2 separate regions of the Homo sapiens genome follow, and region 1 is linked to region 2. A link is a contact called in ENCODE Hi-C or POLR2A ChIA-PET data. All regions are on one chromosome and are shown on one strand. The core of a region is the stretch at or near the end of the contact, and the rest is flanking DNA. Distances in the headings are between cores, read along the strand shown.

Evidence for each region. A loop is a pair of places that touch in the nucleus more often than their neighbours do. ChIA-PET counts read pairs that join two places held with the same protein, here RNA polymerase II (POLR2A). Pooled maps may share reads with other maps.
Region 1: a pooled map shows a loop between it and region 2 (5-fold over the local background). The contact joins two enhancer-like sites. A Hi-C loop is called at or near these places in 1 of 37 single-sample maps with no recorded cell type and 1 of 50 pooled maps. POLR2A ChIA-PET finds 5 or more read pairs at or near these places in 1 of 52 experiments (OCI-LY7).

Annotation. Positions count from the first base shown.
Region 1 is chr18:25,516,928-25,522,161 of GRCh38, reverse strand. No RefSeq gene overlaps it. Among named protein-coding and RNA genes, the nearest start is that of ZNF521, 170 kb to the right of the region's middle. RefSeq lists an enhancer at 3,180-3,349. Within about 2 kb of position 3,286, at least 3 of the 41 ENCODE cell types and tissues checked have a DNase peak (open chromatin) inside an H3K27ac peak, as active enhancers do; they include OCI-LY7, where a contact is called at or near this core.
Region 2 is chr18:24,489,844-24,494,743 of GRCh38, reverse strand. No RefSeq gene overlaps it. Among named protein-coding and RNA genes, the nearest start is that of HRH4, 32 kb to the right of the region's middle. RefSeq lists an enhancer at 2,354-2,523 and a silencer at 2,704-2,763. Within about 2 kb of position 2,048, at least 2 of the 41 ENCODE cell types and tissues checked have a DNase peak (open chromatin) inside an H3K27ac peak, as active enhancers do; they include OCI-LY7, where a contact is called at or near this core.

The DNA.
Region 1 (5,234 bases), core at 2,037-4,536, 1.0 Mb before region 2:
TTAGGGGATTTTTAAAGGCATATTGGACCATCTCTTCATTCTGTCTCAATCTCTTGAAGCCTGATTCTGCAAGTGAGTTGGAGCTGAGCATATTAGTTACATGAGGAAAGATCAGAAAGCCAAGGAGACCTCTGAGAATAAGGCCTCATGGATCTTCTAGTTTCAGATGGACACATTTATATACTTGCCTTCCATATCTGATGGTACCTTTAGACTGTGAAGACTAACATAAATTCCCCAACTCCTTGCTTCTGCACAACAAATATAATAGTGGCCAATTAGTCTACCCACTTATCAGATTTGTAGCTAGATAGCAGGGCATGTCCTCAAGTACACACAAAAATGGAAACAAAGAGTCTCATTTTTATAAGCCCAAACTTATTGATAAATTTTATTATATTTTCTTCCTTTGCTTAATATTTAGAACTGCCTTAAAGCTTACCTTTGGTCTGATGAGAAATGTATTTTCTTCTAGTAGGTTATTTTATGGAAAAAATAATCAGAGGTATACACAAATACTTCTGTAGTGTTACAAGGATGGTTATTGTAGGTTTCCTCTATTGGTAAAACTGGAAATAGCCTAAGTGTCCAACAGGAGGGAAACTAAGAAATATGAAATACTATATAACAATTCAGTATATGTTTAAGTAAAATTAAGTGAAAAAAGGTTAAAATCATATATACATCACAATCCCACTTTTATAAAATGTGATATATTTGACTAGATGTATTATAGCAAAATATAGTGGTCTTTAGTACTTGGAGTACCCTTTCTGGACTAGGAGATGAATGGAGCAGGTGAAAGTAGGACAGGTTTCCTGTCTCCCTCCCTGGCTGCTGCAGTCCACTGTTGGCTTCTCTAACTCCCGTAATGTTTGCCATTTATAAAACACAGTATCACATTTAATTATATTTTGTGTTGTATTGTTCTTGAAAGTGTCTGGAAGACTTCAAGAAGAATTTTATGTCTGCTAGATTTTCAGCACCTTGTGGCAGAAACCATGTTGTGTCATTTAAAGAAAAAATATGCTTCATGGTTTCTTGCAGAGTTCTGGACACATAGCTAGTCTTCAATTAAATAGGAGATTAGGATAATTCAGTTCTGTATCAACAGGTTAAAGCAGTTATTAAGCAGCATGAAATACAGGTAAAAACAACTCTTTCAACCTTTTGAAAACTTTAATGTCTATCACTTTGTATGCAAAAAACAATTTTTTTTTTCATAACTTAGATAACCCAAGACAACCTGGCCTTTTGCTATGCAGGCCTATGTCATCTAGTGAAGAGTTGAGTCCACCAGCAGTTCTTCATTGAGGCAAAAGAAGAAAACAAACAAAAACAACAACAAATAAATCCGACTTTTAGCAAACCATCTCAAAATATTGCAACATACAAGAACATCAAAGAAACAAACAAAAATAATAATAATAATAATGCTTCCTTGGCTGACATGGAAATGTTTACTAGTCACTAGCATGATAGACCGTGCATGACCCAGGTCTTCGATTTGATTGTCAGTGGTAGATAATTAGCTTAGAATTCCCAGCAAAGGCAGGGTGCAGTGGGTTACTCCTGTAACCCACACTGGCTTTGCCTCCCTCTTTAATGAACCCTCAACTGATTCCTCAAGCCCACAATATTCCCTCCCAGCTGATTCCTTCAGCAGATGAGTTCTGATTCAAAGATGGTTTTGTTGCAAATCAGCTAGTTTAAGTAAAAGAGGTTTATCATAAGGACAGATAAGAAGCAGGACATATTTTTGGATCTCATCAACGGAGTCCTTGCATTTTATTTATTATTCTTATGGTAGCCTGACTCAGCATCCAACTTCCTTAATGCCTGTGTTACTAGTTTAAGTTCTTGAAAAAGTCACTGTGATTGGCCATGCAATGGATTGGCTGCACCTGTGTTGGTAACGAACCTCGCCCATCAGCTGTGGCTGGCTGTCTAGCTGGGATTAAAGAAACTGTTGTTTTGGAGTCTGGAAAATTAGGAAAATCTACTCTCTTCGGGCTAGACTGTATTAATATTTCTTTACTTTCAACAAGATGGAAATTTCAGTAGAGCAAGAAACAAGTCAAGCAATCACATACCCCTATGTTCCCTATCAATTGCAGCATCCTGGAGGCAAATCCAGGACAAGGCGGGCAAATCAGTTGATGCCAGGAGTTCTAGACCAGCCTGGCCAACATGATGAAACCCTGTCTCTACTAAAAATACAAAATAAAAATTAGCCAGATGTGGCCGGGCACGGTGGCTCACACCTGTAATCCCACCAGCACTTTAGGAGGCCGAGGTGGGTGGATTACGAGGTCAGGAGATCGAGACCATCCTGGCTAACACGGTGAAACCCCGTCTCTATTAAAAATACAAAAAAATTAGCTGGGCGTGGTGGCGGGTGCCTGTAGTCCCAGCTGCTCAGGAGGCTGAGGCAGGAGAATGGCATGAACCCGGGAGGCGGAGCTTGCAGTGAGCCGAGATTGCGCCACTGCACTCCAGCCTGGGCAACAGAGCGAGACTCTGTCTCAAAAAACAAACAAACAAACAAAAAATTAGCCAGACATGGTGATGTGTGTCTGTAGTCCCATCTCCTCAAGAGGCTGAGGTAGGAGAATTGCTTGAACCCAGGAGGTGGAGGTTGCAGTGAGCCAAGGTCCCACCACTGCACCCCAGCTTGTGCAACAAAGTGAGACTCCATCTCAAAATAATAGTCATAATAAATAAAGAATAAAAATAAAAAATAGAATTCACAGCAAATACTTTTATTTTGTCCACCTGCTGTAACTGAAATGGCAAAGGACTTCCTAAGGCAGGGCTGTTCTCAAATCCATAGTCTAGTTGTACAGACAATATCTGAACTTGAATAAGTCCCTTACAATGTTTGGACTTTACCTCTCAATACATAAATAGAGGTAGTAATATGTCATCTGGACAATACAGGCAATAATAGCCATCCAAAGATTAATAACAGGATTATTGCAAGGATTAAATAATGTGATGTGAATACATCCATAAACTGTGAAATGTGATATATTGTTGACGACATTAGTAACATACCTTTTTGTTCATCATTTTCTCATAGGGCAGAAATGGATACAGCATCTAAAACTCTCTTGATCATAAGGAATAATAGTCATTCGGCAATTTCCATAAGAAGAAAAATTCATGACATAGACTATTAGTGAAATGAGGTACCAGTATATAAACTTTTCTTCTCAAAACAACCGTCTTAGGTACATACAGTAGTTCCCCTTTTTCTGCAGTTTCACTTTCCATGGTTTCAGTTACCTAACGTCAACCATGGTCTGAAAATATTACAGTATTTAGAGAGAGACAGAGACCACATTCATGTAACTTTTATTACAGTATATTGTTATAATTGTTCTACTTTATTATTAGTGAGTGTTGTCAACCTTTTACTTTGCCTAATTTATAAATTAAACTTTATCTTAGGTATGTATGCATAGTATAGGGCTTGGTACTATCTGTGGTTTCAGGTATCCACTGGGGATCTTGGGACATATACCCTACTGATAAGGGGGACTACTGTATCACTGTTTATCACCATTTTACAGATCAGGAAACTGAGGTCACACAGCTGGCAAGTGGTAGAGTTGAGACTCAAGCCTTTTCTGGTGCCAAAGCTCCAATCTGTGCTCTTAAGCACAAATGAGCCTGATGACAAATTCTCAGACTGTGACTGAATGAGTGAGAGATGCCAGTTCTTAAACAAACACTGGGGAAAAGTTACCAGTGCAAATGGGGATTAGAAAGGAATCGTTCTTTTCCCTCCTGGATGTTTACACGGGTGGTTCACCCCATTCATGGGCAGGAAAACACAGGAAATCTGGGCTGTGAGTTGTTGGGATCTAAGGGAGCCCATGATTGACTCATGTGTTGTTTCTATACTATGCTTGCCAATTATATTTTTAAACAGCAGCTACTGTTATATACTTCTTTTTCCCTCTCAGGAGTTCACAAACAAGTTTTTAATTTTAAGGTCAAATTGGAGGTCACTCTCAAGGTATGGGAAATTCCATTCCCATGGCTGCGTCTGGACACAATTTCTTTCTCCCGCAGGGCATTGTGGAATGTAGTATCACAGACTGACAGGCAACGTGAGACACAGAACAAGGCTGCAGAAATGCACTTGGTGGGGAACATTTTTCTTCTATTTCAATATTAAAATGGGAAAGTAGAAAATCTGGAAAATAAAAAGTGCTGTCTCTACAAACGTTTGGGGTAGAAAGAAGCATCTCACTTTCACTTACAAAATTAGCTCTTTACTTTCTCAGACGTTATTAAATCTATTATAACCTTTCATCAGCAAATAGTCATGGGAGACTCTGAGTAACACTTGTCCTAGAAAAAGGCATGAAGACACCTGGCTTCTCCAGCTTTATTAGCTCAGCTAGTATTGATGATGATGAAATTAATTCAGATTATTGATATCTTGGCAACAGGAATGTCACCTGAGTATTTTATAAAAAGATGTAGAGGTATACAAATTCTTTCTAACTTCCTGGGAAAAGCAGGGACTAATCAATGCCACCCGATGTTCATCATAACTCTTATAAAGTAACACTCCTGACTTCTGCATAAAGAATTGTCCATTAGCTCAGCGGCCAGGTATCTAGGCAGGGCCAGTGCTCTAATCAGCAGCTTGTACTCTAATTATGGGCTTCTTTGAATACCCGTGATACCTTGTTTAAACTGCTGTCCCCTCTTCGCTTCCATACTGAACGAAAGTTAACGATATAAGCATGCTTGTTGTTGGTTGAGGCATTCAGCCCTGGTAAATAACTCTCTTGATTTTTGCTTTGGGTTCACAGATCTGTGGTGTCATGCCTCGTATAGACATGACTAAGTGACTTTAAAAACCATGGTTGTTGAAATCTGACCCAGGCTAAAAAAAAAATACTTACCAAAAAAAAAAAAATAGCTCAGTGTTCTCTTTGTGAAATGCCAGCTCCAATCTGCATGGAGCCCATGGTAAATTACCCACCTGTTTTCACTTACACAACATTAAAAAACACTTATACATCATTACATTCTTATATCATATTACTGAAAATGAATGCTAACACGATATGAGATAAACAGTGCTAATGAGGTAGAAGGTGGCTCCTATGCTCTCCTGATAGGATGACTATGGCCCTGATCAACTTTTGGTCATTGTATGAGACTCTTTGAATCTTGTTATCTTGACAAAGGGTAGAAAGAGGCTTTTGTTT
Region 2 (4,900 bases), core at 799-3,298:
ACCTGATGTTAAATGCCTCCCAGCATGATACAGTAGGAAGTAAATGGTACCAACTGTAAAATAATCTTGCCCAAAATGACTTGACTCTAATTGAGCCTTAATATCTTTCAGTAAGCCTTTCTCAGCTAGTTCCTCAACTGAACCATGGATCCACAGAATATGAGTTGAGTGATGATTGTCAGTTCTCCTAAGAATGGAACATAACTACTACTATTCTAGTTGCATGGGATAGAAGTTAATTCACGACCTAAAATGAGTGCCTTAGGACAACACACCTCAATTCTCTCATGGGTCCCCAGTTGTGAAGGGTCAAGTTCAATGAGAAAATAATCAGACAAATCCAGAATGTAACATATTCTACAAAACAACTCATCTACTTTCTCCAAAGAGAAAATATCGTGGGGGAGAAAAAAAAACATGATGATTATTAATTAAAGGACTCTAAAGACTTCAGTCACAGTCGATGATAGTTTATGCCTCTTTTTGGCTTTCATCTACAAGGATTCATACAGCCTGTGCTCTTGTATCAAGCTTCTTTCACTCAACATGTCTGAGATTCATCTATGCTATTGCAAGATGCAGTATCTCTTTCCTTTTGTTACTGTGTAGCATTTCTTTGTATATACATATGCCACAATTCAGTTATCTATTTTATTGTTGATGGATATCTGTGACATTTCCAACTTGGGGACATTGTGAATAAAGCTGTTGTAAGCATTCTTGCACGGGTCTTTGATGGCATATGCAACTCTGTGGTGTAGACTTAGGAGACGAATTACTGGTTCATAGAATCAGTATCTATTGAAGGGTTTTAAATACTGCCAACAATTTTCCTAAGTGGTTCAACCAATTTGCACTTTCAGCCAAAGGATCTGGGAGGTTCAGTTGTTTCATACCCTTGCCCCTTCTAGGGGATGGGGAAGAGGTCATATTGACAGAGAAACAGCTTGGGGCAACCTTCAGGGGCAATAAAAATATTCCATATATCAACCTGGTTGGTGGTCATATAGGGGTCACAATTTTTACATAAGTATGTAAAAATTGATCAAGGTACAGGTTTAAGGTTATACACTTGTATGTAGGTTCTGCCTCAATGAGAGATGAGAGAGCAAGAGATTAAAAAGACAACAACCAAATGTAACGGGTGAAACTTGATTGGCTCCTGGTTCAAAACAAAAAACACTTATCAGAGACAGTTTTGAATCACTTGGAGAAGTTTTAATATGGCCTGGATATTAGATGTTATTAGGGAATTCTTTTTCATTATCTTAGGTGTGATCATTGTATTGGGGTTATTTAGGAGAATGTTAGTATTAGGAAATGCATGCTCGGGTATTTAATTAGGGATAAATTGTCATGCTGCCTGTAACTTACTTTCTAATGTTTCAGCAAATGTGTCTGTGTGTGGGCGGGGGGGGGGGGTCTGTGTGTGTGTACACATAAAGATAAAAACAAAACAACAAAACAAATATGGAAAAAAATGTTAACCATTGTTGAATCTAGGTGGTGGATATGAACTTGTTATATTATTTTTTCAACTTTTCTGAATATTTAAAACTTTCCAAAACAAAAATAAAATGTGTTTGGGGGAAGATATAGAGAGTTGAAGTGACCAGCTTAAAATAACAAGGTAACAAGGAGAAGACCCTAAAAGAAAATTCTAGCAATCTTGACCCTCTCTGTGCCATCCTGTACATTGTCGCTTCCCGGTGTTCAAGACTGATTGTTAAATTTGAATATGTTTTTTAAATTTTATTTCCTTCTTCAAAGTGCTTCCAAGAGTCTAACAGGAAAGCACAAAGACACCCCTAGATTTCTCTTATAAATAAACTTGCATTCTGCCTGCAAATCAAACCTCCCCCTGCCCCCATCTCTCGCCTGTTACACAGCTACTTTCAAAATCACTCCACAATCATTTGACCCATGTCCATATTCCCTTTTTCTAATGCAAAAGCTAAATTGAAAGCTAAGCGGCCCTGGCAGCCCACAAAACCCCATGATTTCTGCCCTGAGCGGGAGGGGACCCGGTGAAACGCCGCGCCGCTGTTTCAGGTTCACTGCCCAGCTGCCACGCTCAGCCGAGCTTCTCAGGTGGCTGGGCCACTTTGAAGGTTTACTTTCAATTAAAAAAAAAAATAAGAAAGAAGCCAAATCAGCAGCTGTCAGGGATGCAGGGGAGATTTATTCCGGGTGGTCAAAGGGGAGCGTGGTCCCCAGTAAAGGCCTAAAGTTAGGCAGGAAGGAAATTCAAGCTGGAGAGAGAAATTCCTCCTGGCAAGGTCAGCCGATGCTGGGCTAGTCCTTCTGGGTAAGGCTGCCCGATTCCTATTGCTGGACCTGCTCAAAAGGGAGCCGAGGAGTCGGCTTGCAGACACTTGGAGAGTGGGTTTGGGGAGGGAGACTGTCCAGGGGGAGCTTTGAAAGCAGAGCTTATTAATCAGATGAAACCAGGCCTGAGGGATCCAAACATGACTGATTTTCAAATTGCTTCCTGATTCAAAAGCTGGTGTTGCCCACCTCAAAATGTGATGAGGTGAAGAGGCCAGGTCCCTGGGCAGTTCTGCATGCATCGAGCTTCCATTGAAGTCGGCCTGTGTGAAGAAGCAGAGCAGCTGTGCAGAGCGGAGCTGGAGTGGGGGGCTGTGGTTTTATCACCTTTCATTTCCTGTCTCAGTTCTGATATGGCTTTAGACGTTTCACATGCAAGTGTGAAAACTAGCATGTGCTTTGCAGAAGGAATCAGCCAAGCGCCCCGCTAACCCTGATCAATGCCCTGGTAACTTCTAGAACCAATCAGTCAAGCTACATGCATGGGTTTTAAACTATTCTCATCCCCTCTCCCCTGTTTACAGCCATGTTATTTATCCACGCAATCCCGGAAGTAATTGGAATATAGAAGCTCGAGTGGGTTCTATGCCCTCTCCATTTCCTCTGGACGTACTAATTATCCATGTTATACCCGCTTGCTTCTTACCATGGGTAATAAGGGTTATCACTGACGCTGTTAGTTAAGCTAATAGACATTGCCCAGATATCCCAGACCTCATTAGGTATTTAAGATACCTATATGTTTTTTATATTTTTATATATATTTCAAATACCTATATTTATTTTATATTTGTATGCATTTTAAATACCTAATGAGGTATTTAAAATACATAAATGTATGTAAATATATGTATTTAAATAAATACATATATGTATATATAAAATACATATATGTATATATAAAATACATATATGTATTTAAATAAATAAATATATGTATATATAAAATACATATATGTATTAATATATGTATATATAAATACATATATGTATTAATATATGTATATATAAATACATATATGTAATTTAATATACGTATATATAAATACATATATGTTTTTATATGTATATAAATACATATATGTATTTTAATATACGTATATATAAAAACATATATGTACTTAAATATACATGTATTTAAAATACAGATATATGTATTTAAATATACATGTATTTAAAATACAGATATATGTATTTTAAATATACATGTATTTAAAATACAGATATATGTATTTAAATATACATGTATTTAAAATACAGATATATGTATTTAAAATACAGATATATGTATTTAAATATATATGTATTTAAAATATGTATATATACACATATAGACAGAGATTTAATTTTTTAAAAGCAAACAAAATTACAATGAATTAAGCCCATTTTGTCGGATTTCCAGACGTTGACCTTCTTGTATCTCTCCTGTCATTTCTGACAGTTCCCAAAGAGAGGCCCTTGCACACGTCCATAAACCAGTCTGTCAAAGGAAATCAGCCTGAAGCAGCCACCCTCTTTTGAGTCGTGGCTCTGGTTGTCACTTGCCCTTGTCCACCACGTGGACCTTCTGGGTGGGAAGCCTCAGCGCTTCCAGTGCCCATCTGGAGAATGCAGTGGTTATGCAGGCCTCCAGATGACACGTTTCTTCCATGGGAGCTCCACATTCCATCTGGGTTGTCAAAATGCTGGGTTCCTTGCATCATGGACAAAAATGACTTCCTCTCTGGCTCTGTATCACATTGTGACATCTGGTCACTAAGGCAGCTCTGTTATGCCAAGAGAATCACAAAGTGTCTTTTGAAAGGTTTTATCAACTTTTGTGTTTATAAAATAATTCATAACTTCTGGTCATCATTCCTCTATCCAGAGGAGTTCAAATATAAGCCAGGAAGATAATTACATTATACACTGCTTTCTTTTTCTTCCTCTTTCTTCCCAGCTCCTTTTTCCCCACTTTTATTCCCCGATTTTCTTCTCCAAAATATTTTTCTTTCTCTTTCCCAAGTTACAGAACAAAATCTCATAAGATTTTAGTATACAAAACACATATTGATAGAGATGGAATGAACGTATTAACTCTATTAACACTATCTGGGACTGTCCCTAGTCAGTTGCAATTTTTAATAAATCTAAAAAGCCAAGCTGGGCATGGTGGCTCACGCCGGTAATCCCAGCACTTTGGGAGGCCACTGTGGGTGGATCACCTGAGGTCAGGAATTCGAGACCAGCCTGGCCAACATGGTGAAACCCTGTCTTTACTAAAAATACAAAAATTAGCTGGGCGTGGTGGCACGTGCCTGTAATCCCAGCTACTCAGGAGGCGGAGGCAGGAGAATCACTTGAACCTGGGAGGTGGAGGTTGCATTGAGCCAAGGTCGAACCACTGCACTCCAGCCTGGGTGACAGAGTGAGAGTCTGTCTAAAAAAAGAGAAATAGGCTTATTTTGTGAATTATAAATAATGCCTACATCATGAAATAGATCAATCCTGAAAATTTGACCTTAGAACAATTTTCACCAAAACATACATTATTTCCCCCATTAGCATCTATTATATTATCAAAGACAGAGTT